2 separate regions of the Mus musculus genome follow, and region 2 is linked to region 1. A link is a contact called in ENCODE POLR2A ChIA-PET data. All regions are on one chromosome and are shown on one strand. The core of a region is the stretch at or near the end of the contact, and the rest is flanking DNA. Distances in the headings are between cores, read along the strand shown.

Region 1 (4,273 bases), core at 1,203-3,702:
TTCTCCAGTGCTCCCAGAAAGGAATCTCGAACTTACTCATATCTTAGCTGGTGAGAGCTTTTGGTGCCACTTCTAGGAATCTGGCCTCAGACAAGGAAATAGGCTCAGATAAGAATATCAGAAACAGTGAGCATGGGGGGTTTTGTTTACTACTTTGCTTGACTATTTTGTCTTTGATCTAAGAGCTGACCGTGATGTCTGGATGCACCTAGAATGGTACAAAAGCTGCAGAAAACTAAAGCTGCTTCAGCCTCAGCACTGGCTGGGGTCGGGTTATCATTTTGTCTAATTGCTTTTTCTTTTTCAATCCTCACTCCCTCCCTTGAGACCCGGTTGACTGATTGAGCTGGCTTGGTCACTTAGAAAGCTTTCAAAATTGTGCAGGCAAACGTCCTGGGGACGTGGTTCAGCTGGTGAAGTGCTTGTCCTCAAGGAGGGCCCGGGTTGAGATTCCACTGTAATCCTGGCAATGGGAGAGTGGAGACTGTGGCTAACTCGTCTAGGCATTCACTGAGCTTGGGGTTCAGTGAAAGTCCCGGACTCAATAAATAAGGTAAATATGACTGATGACAGTCAACACCAACCTCTGGATCACACACACACACACACACACACACACACACACACACACACACAATTATGCAGGCTTACTATGTAGTTCAGCATGGATGTTCCTCAAACCATTAAAAATGGTGACACTCAACCTGTATTAGTAGCTCAAGCCTTTAATCCTAGCACTCGGAAGGCAGAAACTTGTGAAGTTTGAAGCCAGCCTGCCAGGGCTACACAGAGAAACCCTGTCTTGAAAAAAAAAAAAGCAAACAAGGCAAATTAACAAAGAATACAAAACAAAAACAACTCTGTCTCAAAAACAATAGCAATAAAAAGAACCACTAGGAATAAGCCCCCCCCTCCCCCATAACAGCTGCACCACTCCTTCCGATACCTGAAGGATCCTAGGACAGCATAGTGCAGAAATATCTGTGTAGCCATTTGGTTGCGGCATGATAGCCAAGTGATGGAATCAGCCCAGATGCCCACTAACAGACAAATGGTTAAAGAAAATCACACACACACACACACACACACACACACACACACACACACACACACATTTTCCATAGGAAAAATGATGTAATTAGGCTGTGCATGATGGTAAACACTTATATCTCCAGCACATGGGAGGAGGAGGCAGGAGGATCAGGAGTTCAGGTGGTCCTCAGTTACATTGGGAATTCAAGGTCAGCCTGAACTACATGGGATCCTGTCTCAAAAGCCAGAAAAAAAAAAGAAGGTAAGGATAATGAAGACAATAAAAATTGGTAACAAAACAACAACATAAGACAAATGAGAATGAAAACAAGATATGGCATGTTTTTACTCATGTTGACTCTAGATGTAAATATATGTATTCATAAGTGTACGTATATAGGACACCATAATGGAAAGAAACTCCTTGAACGAGGGAGGGATCACGTGGTGGCAAGACCCAGTAAAAAGTGAATATGGGCAGAGAACATGGTGCACTCACATGAAACTATCATAAAGAAACCTACCACACTGTTGGATGACAGACTCTCATTTAAAAAAAAAATGTCAGCACGGTATTCAGGCTTTAGGATTGGGGTGTAGTTCGGTGGTGGTACAATGTGTGCTTAGTATACTCATGGTTCTGGGTCTCTCTCTCTCTCTCTCTCTCTCTCTCTCTCACACACACACACACACACACACACACACACCACACACACACTTGCACACACTCCCCTCCCAAATATTTAGGCTCCTCATTAGCATCAACAACCAAACTTTACTAGTGCTCTCCCCAATCCCTTGTGTTTATTTCAAACCTGACGCACGAGGCTTCAAAGCAGAAAAAGAAAACCCGGACATCCTAGGGTCGGCGAACTTTGATTAACTAAAAGCTACAAGCATCCAGATGATTGCAACAGTAACCCTGTCCGGAGGGAGAAAGGTAAGTCCTCTTAGGAAATGCTTGAGCAGAGAATCACCACAATAAGTAGACAGCAGACATACCGTTTGTTTCATATACACAACTTCCGCCTTCCAAGGTCACTGAAGACCCAGCGAGGGAGGGTCAGTGTCCACAACTGGCCTGAACTCCCAGGCCATTCCCCCAACTGCCCACAGCTGCACCTACTGACCTGGACCCGCATGGGGGGTGTGGGGGGTGACTGTGCGTCCTACCTGGATCAGCCCGTGCTGGTGCAGGGCGCTGTGCACATAGCCGGGGACAGTCGCCGGTAGCTCCAGGGAGCCATTCCCGTTGCTCACCCGCCAGCTCCCGCTCAGGCTGTAGCTAGGACCTGCCACCACGCAGCCGGCCCGAAATAGCGCCAATATCAAGAGCAGGTGAAGATGCATGCTGACCGCTCGCAAGCAGGAACCCGGCAGTGTCGCCCAAGCCTTGCCAAGGCCTGGACGCTGTGTCCCCGCCCCGAGCACGGACCCGCCCCCAGGTCAGCTGAGCGCTTCCCGCAGCCCTGCAGGGAGGAACTGAAGCCGGGACCCGCCACGCGGGTACAAGCACCGCCCAGGGCCAGGGTCTCTGCGACCTGTGAGCTGGGCTTCTCGCTCCAGCTCGATCCTGTAAGTGGGGCGCTCATCCGAATGATGAAAAGCGACAGAAAAGTCTGGAAAGCAGAGTCTGACCATTTGGGAGACGACAGGTGCGCGTCCACAATAGTACGCAGGCTCTGCCCGGGGACAGCTCCTACCACGCCTGACCAGCAGATTGTACATGGTCCCCCGGCCCCAGGATTTGTCAGGCTGAACGCTCCCTCAATACGCGACCTGCTGGGACTAAACAGTGCTAACTATAAACTCGTAGGGTTGCTTCAACTGTTGACTGAGAGGCGCCATGTGCTCCCTGTTAGTGGTGGCTACATCATGGAGCTGCTTCTGAGGTTCCTATGAAACTGCGTTAGTGTTACAGGTGAGTCTGAAATTCCCTCCTTCACTGTTGAGTTGTGGGACTGAACAAGCAACAGAATTCCCATTCCCTGAATTTAAAAGAATGCAGATGCCAAGCGTGCTGGCGCACGCCTCTAATCCCAGCACTTGGGAGGCAGAGGCAGGCGTATTTTTGAGTTCGAGGCCAGCCTCCTCGAACAAAGTGAGTTCCAGGATAGCCAGGGCTACACAGAGAAACCCTGTCAAAAAAAAAAAAAAAAAAAAAAAGAATGCAGACGCTTAGCCGGGCCGTGGTGGCATACGCCTTTAAGCCCAGCACTTGGGAGGCAGAGGCAGGCGGATTTCTGAGTTCGAGGCCAGCCTGGTCTACAAAGTGAGTTTCAGGACAGCCAGGTCTACACAGAGAAACCCTGTCTCGAAAAAAACAAAACAAAACAATGCAGACACTAATTTCAGAGACGGAGACGCAGGCTGGGTTCTTCATCTTCTTTTAAATAAACAAAACACCCCACATTTTACTTACTAATTTCATGGAGGAGTTGAATGGGGGTTCCTGCCACAGCGAGCGTGTGGAAGTCAGCAGACAGCTTGTGAGGAGTCCCAGGGCTAGAACTTAGGGTGTCAGGCTTAGAGACATTCCCCCTTAACGGCTGCTCTATCTCATTGGCCCCTGGGTTCTTCTCATGAAGCAAAACTCGGAATATATATATATATATATATCTACTACAGCTTAAGCAAGGACATTGAGAGACGCTTCAGAAAGGACAGCAGTACCCAGAGGACAAAGTTCAGCTGTCTCAAGGCAGAAGAGCAAGCATAAGGAAGTTGAAGTTGGTGTTTTCTGTGCGTTTGAAGTTACACTGTTTAAAAGACAGGTGAAGGGAGGTGCAGGTAGTGGCTCACAACCTGTAAGCCTGAAGTCTAACGACACTGTGACTGGCTATAACCTGGAATCAAGGCACTTAGGAGACAGAGGGAGGAGGATCAGGAGTTCAAGACTGTCGTTGTCTACATAGGGACCTTGAAGCCAGCTTGTTTCAAAAATGTAACAATGGTTGGACGGGAGAGGTGACTCAGTGGTTAAGAGCACTTGTTTTTTGTTTGTTTGTTTGTTTGTTTGTTGTCTTTTGTTTAGTCGGCAGATCTGCAACTTCATTCGGCATTCAGCAGGTTAGTTCTCATCCACACCGACCTTCTATAGATTTCTGAATGTGGTACCAGGTAGGTAAGTTAACAGTTTGTAGAATTTGTTTGGTGAGTCCCCATCCTCATTATGTTTTCTGGACAAACGTACATGAATATATGATGGAGCATTGAGCCCGGCATCAGTGTAAACATCTGG
Region 2 (4,146 bases), core at 104-2,603, 62 kb after region 1:
AAATTTAAACAGTTCAAAGAACAGTTTACTTTTCTTTTTTTTTTTTTAGATTTTTTTTTTAAATTAGGTATTTTCCTCGTTTACATTTTCAATGCTATCCCAAAGGTCCCCCATACCCACCCCCCCCCAACAGTTTACTTTTCAAACTTAAAATACCAACAAAAAAATAAAGCTGATTACAGCTCGATGTTACGTGGGCATACCAAATGCTGAATGTTACAGAACACTGATGTCAAGTTTCCAGGATACTTTTACCAGGTACTTGCTCTGGCCTTCCCTTAGCTCTAGTACTTGTGGTCTGTTTAAAGAATTTAAACGAGACACAGGATAGTGAAGACAAGAGTTTATTAAATGATAAAGTAGGGTACTCACAAAGGGGAGAAGAGACCAAAGGGAACACTATAGAGGTGAACAATTTCATGAGGTGACAGTGGATAACAGCTAAACTATGGTGTTGTGACATGTTTTTTAAGTAGGCTTTGTACTATTTAAGTCTCTTGAATAGACAATTTTCCGATTTCCTTGATAGGCCCATTTGGATGAACTCATAAAGGAGGGAGAACAGTGGTTACACCTTTATTCTTCCCAGAAAGCTCTCCTTTTCAGCACCAGATAGCAAACTTAAGATCTTTGGCTCAGTTTAGAATGTCATGTTTTCACCAAGGCCAGAGATTTTTTTTTTTTTTTGACCAGTAATCAGAGTTGCAGTTTCAGTTCCGAGGATTGTAAGCTGCAGACTGAACTTGGGGTCGGTCCATCCTCAGTGACCTTCAAGCCTGCTCATCTGACTAGCTTGCTATTCAACAGTAGGCTCCTGGGTCAAAAGCCCTTAACTCCACAGCGAATGCATTACCCTGGCTATTCTAACCTCAGCCAAGATAGGTAAGTAAAACCACTCCAATACCTTTACATTTTACAAGACGTAAGCCCCGTGTCACAGAAACTCCACAAGACAAGCGTGGTTATCCCAGCATTTGGAAGATGAAGATACTCATAGTTATCAGCCTCCTGAATGTCAGTTCAGGCTGGGTTACATGACTGTCTAAAAAAGGGGGTGGGGGGCAAACACATTTCCCCCCTTTAAAAAGAAAAGCCTTTGACTGCTTGGGCAGAACTGACTAAAGTTGCGGAGGAAAAAACAATCAGTGGGTAACTTTGGGTTTCTTTCAAAACCCGGCCACCCGCTTCCGCAGACGTCAAGGGTCGAAAGCGGACGCCCACCCCCGCAGCCGAGCCGAGGACAGGCCGGGCTCCGTACGCTGGGCGCTGCGTTGCGCTCGGCTCCGCTCCGCAGCGCGCACGTCACTCGCCGCGCGCCAATCGCGGCCCGGCGGGCCACCTCCCGCCCGAGCCCGCGAGCCCGCCGGCCGCTTCCGCTCTCACGCAAGCGCAGCAGCCGGGCAGCGGACGCCGCCGGCGGCAGGATGGTCCTGGACAGCGTGGCCCGCATCGTGAAGGTGCAGCTGCCCGCCTACCTCAAGCAGCTCCCGGTCCCCGACAGCATCACCGGGTTCGCCCGCCTCACAGGTAACCCTCCCGCCGCCGTCCCATCCTCGCGCGCCGCCCCCGTGGGGGCAGCGGTGGAGAGCGCGGCGCGGCGCGGGGCGGGCCGGGGCGGGGCGTCAGGCCTTGGCACGTGACCCGCGGCCGGCGTGCGCCTGCGCGGCGCGAGGCGGCCCCGGGAAGGGTTCCTTTCCCGGGCGACCGACCCAACGGGTTAATGCCGGGGAGTAGGTGCTGAGGTAGGAGCGACGCGGCTCGTTCCTGAACTCACTGTCGCATGCATCTTGTAAAGCACTTTCCAAGTCCTCGCTGTGTGAGGCGCCCAGCGCGTGGGGAAGAAGTACTGCCTCCACGCCATGCCCGTGTATGATGCCTGTATTAACGAAATCACCAGTGACCTCCCTTCCCGACAGCACTTGGAGGCTTGAAGTCACCTATCATGGAGGCATTTGAGGTCACCTCCATAACTACAGTTCCTGGAGCAAGTTGAGGTGCAGAAAAAGTAGCCGGATGTATTCCTAGGCTCTATGATTTTGGAGCATTGAATCTATTGTGAATTAAGGTTCTGCCTGTATGAAAAGGTTCCCGCAGCTCAGTAATAAATATCTTGACTATATGCAGAATGCAGTCAGTACTTGATAGATTGTGTTGGGTTTGGAGCATGATGGTGTAGGTTAAATTTTTCTAAACCGTGTCCGCAGACTGTATGAGATGGTGACAAAATCAGCAGTGCCTGAGGTCCCTAATATCAGCGAATGCAAACATGAATTTAGATAACTCGGAGGTGAGTAGTCTAGAGACATTTGACTTGAAATACAATAATTGGGAGACTTGGAAGAAAAAGTAATTCCGTGTACCAGAAGATGGAGTTCATACCAAATTGTTGAGGAGTATTTGGAGATGGGTGTCAGCCCCATTCCAAGGAAATTATTTTGTTTGCAGTTTGGCTTTTCCTGAGTGAGTTCCTCAAACAGATGTGCATTTGATACTCGCCCCTCCCAGGGATAAAAAGTAAAAACAAAAGAGACTCATGTGTTTATATGGATACACCTATACCATACAGACTTTAACAGAGAGATTTTTTTTTTAATTGTCACTGACAACTGCTCTGTTAACAAGTAGGTTTTAAGCTTTTAACGTGTTTAAACATTAGATCCAGTAGAGTGTATGAAAGAGATTAGAAAGCACTGTAGCTGACGAATCCACACCAAGGAAACATGCAGACACTTGAAGTAACATAAAAGTAACAAGAACAAAAAATTCCAAATCTTCTGTTCTCTATAAATATCAAAATTTCTTGGTCCTGTGCCCTTATTTTTAAAAACTGTAGCAAGTACATGACTTGACTTCCCTCCCCTGCCATTTCTTTACCTCGGCACTGTTTCGTGTAACCCTCCTGCAGGTATTCTGACAGTACTGATCTTGTCCTCTGCCTTCCTGCCCCTTTATAGCTTGAAATTTAGAGTTCTATATTTCAAATAAGTGCGTTGTAGTAGTTTAATGTTAGTATACATAAACCAATTGTTTTTTCTCTTCTGAATGGTATAGTCTTGAATGTAATTCACTAAAACTGGGAATTCAAAGCCAAAGAGGCATAGTCATTTTGTGGCATTGTTCTGCTTTGCCAATTTGTCTTAATAATACACATTAATTAGGAGTTTAATCCGTTTTTTTCTCACCCTACTGAAGGGCATCTTGCATGTGTTGGTTATGACTGTGGCTGCATTTATGTTAGTTTCAGGTTTTTGTGGATGAAATGTTGTTGAAGCAGGTTATGACTCTTTGTTTAGTGGCTAGAAAGCCTTATAAGCCTTATAAGCTTATGTCCTTACAGGTCTATTCATTCTGTCAGTAAATAATTCTTATTAAAGCCACTCAGGAAATTCAGCCATACCTTGCCCCTCCTAAACCAACAGTGTGCAGTAGCTTTCTCTCTAGAATTATGAAATATTTGATGTTAGCACTGTTTCTTAAAAATAACAACCACTCTGGCGTCCTCTCAGTTTCAGTCAGGGTCTCCTGTGACGCAGGCGGCTTCAGACGTCACTGAGGGTAATCTCGAACTCATGATCCTTCTGCCCTCGCCTTGCTAGGAACAGGCCCGGTGAAATGTGAGTGGCAGTTTAGTAGTAGCTATTTAAGCCCCAACACAGTGTCTACAAGTCTAGTTATAATCTGAATTGCTAGCTTGTCCAAGAAACATGAGCTTGCTTGCAGTAATGGCTTTCTGAGAACATTCTGTCTGGAATCTGACAATAACAGTTACAGAGTCTGTTTTGGAGGGCTGGTAAAACCCTGCAGGCTACTTTTCACCAGGTGTCCCCTTCAAAGTATATCATAATAATGTGATGTTTGTTTTCTTAAGGGAGCTACTTGAAGAATCTTTCATGTAGATTTTCATTCAAATAAAAACTTAGAAGACAGCTTTTAAGAAATTCATTTACATCTTTAGAAGACCAAAAGTGTCCTCATTTTCTTCCGTGAGAATCAGCCAGAAAAGGTTGTAGTTCACATCACCACTTCCCCTATTTAGATTTAGCTAGCTCCCTGCCCCACAGTTCCCTCATGATGAGTCTGCATTCTTAGAAAACATGCCGGTTCTAAATTACCACACAGGATTTAAATACTGACAGTTTGGATCTG

The links. ChIA-PET counts read pairs that join two places held with the same protein, here RNA polymerase II (POLR2A).
Region 2: POLR2A ChIA-PET joins it to region 1 with 11 read pairs in Patski. The contact joins the promoter of Cisd2 here to the promoter of Manba in region 1. POLR2A ChIA-PET finds 5 or more read pairs at or near these places in 4 of 5 experiments (Patski and embryonic stem cell).

What each region holds. Positions count from the first base shown.
Region 1 is chr3:135,483,790-135,488,062 of GRCm38, reverse strand. It overlaps Manba (mannosidase, beta A, lysosomal), which reads right to left and starts at 2,452. Exons shown (of 17, transcript NM_027288.3): 1 at 2,206-2,452. The coding sequence starts at 2,382. It overlaps Gm30992 (a long non-coding RNA gene), which reads left to right and starts at 2,462. Exons shown (of 3, transcript XR_376111.4): 1 at 2,462-2,953; 2 at 4,067-4,101.
Region 2 is chr3:135,420,640-135,424,785 of GRCm38, reverse strand. Cisd2 (CDGSH iron sulfur domain 2) reads left to right here and starts at 1,353. Exons shown (of 3, transcript NM_025902.3): 1 at 1,353-1,527. The coding sequence starts at 1,425.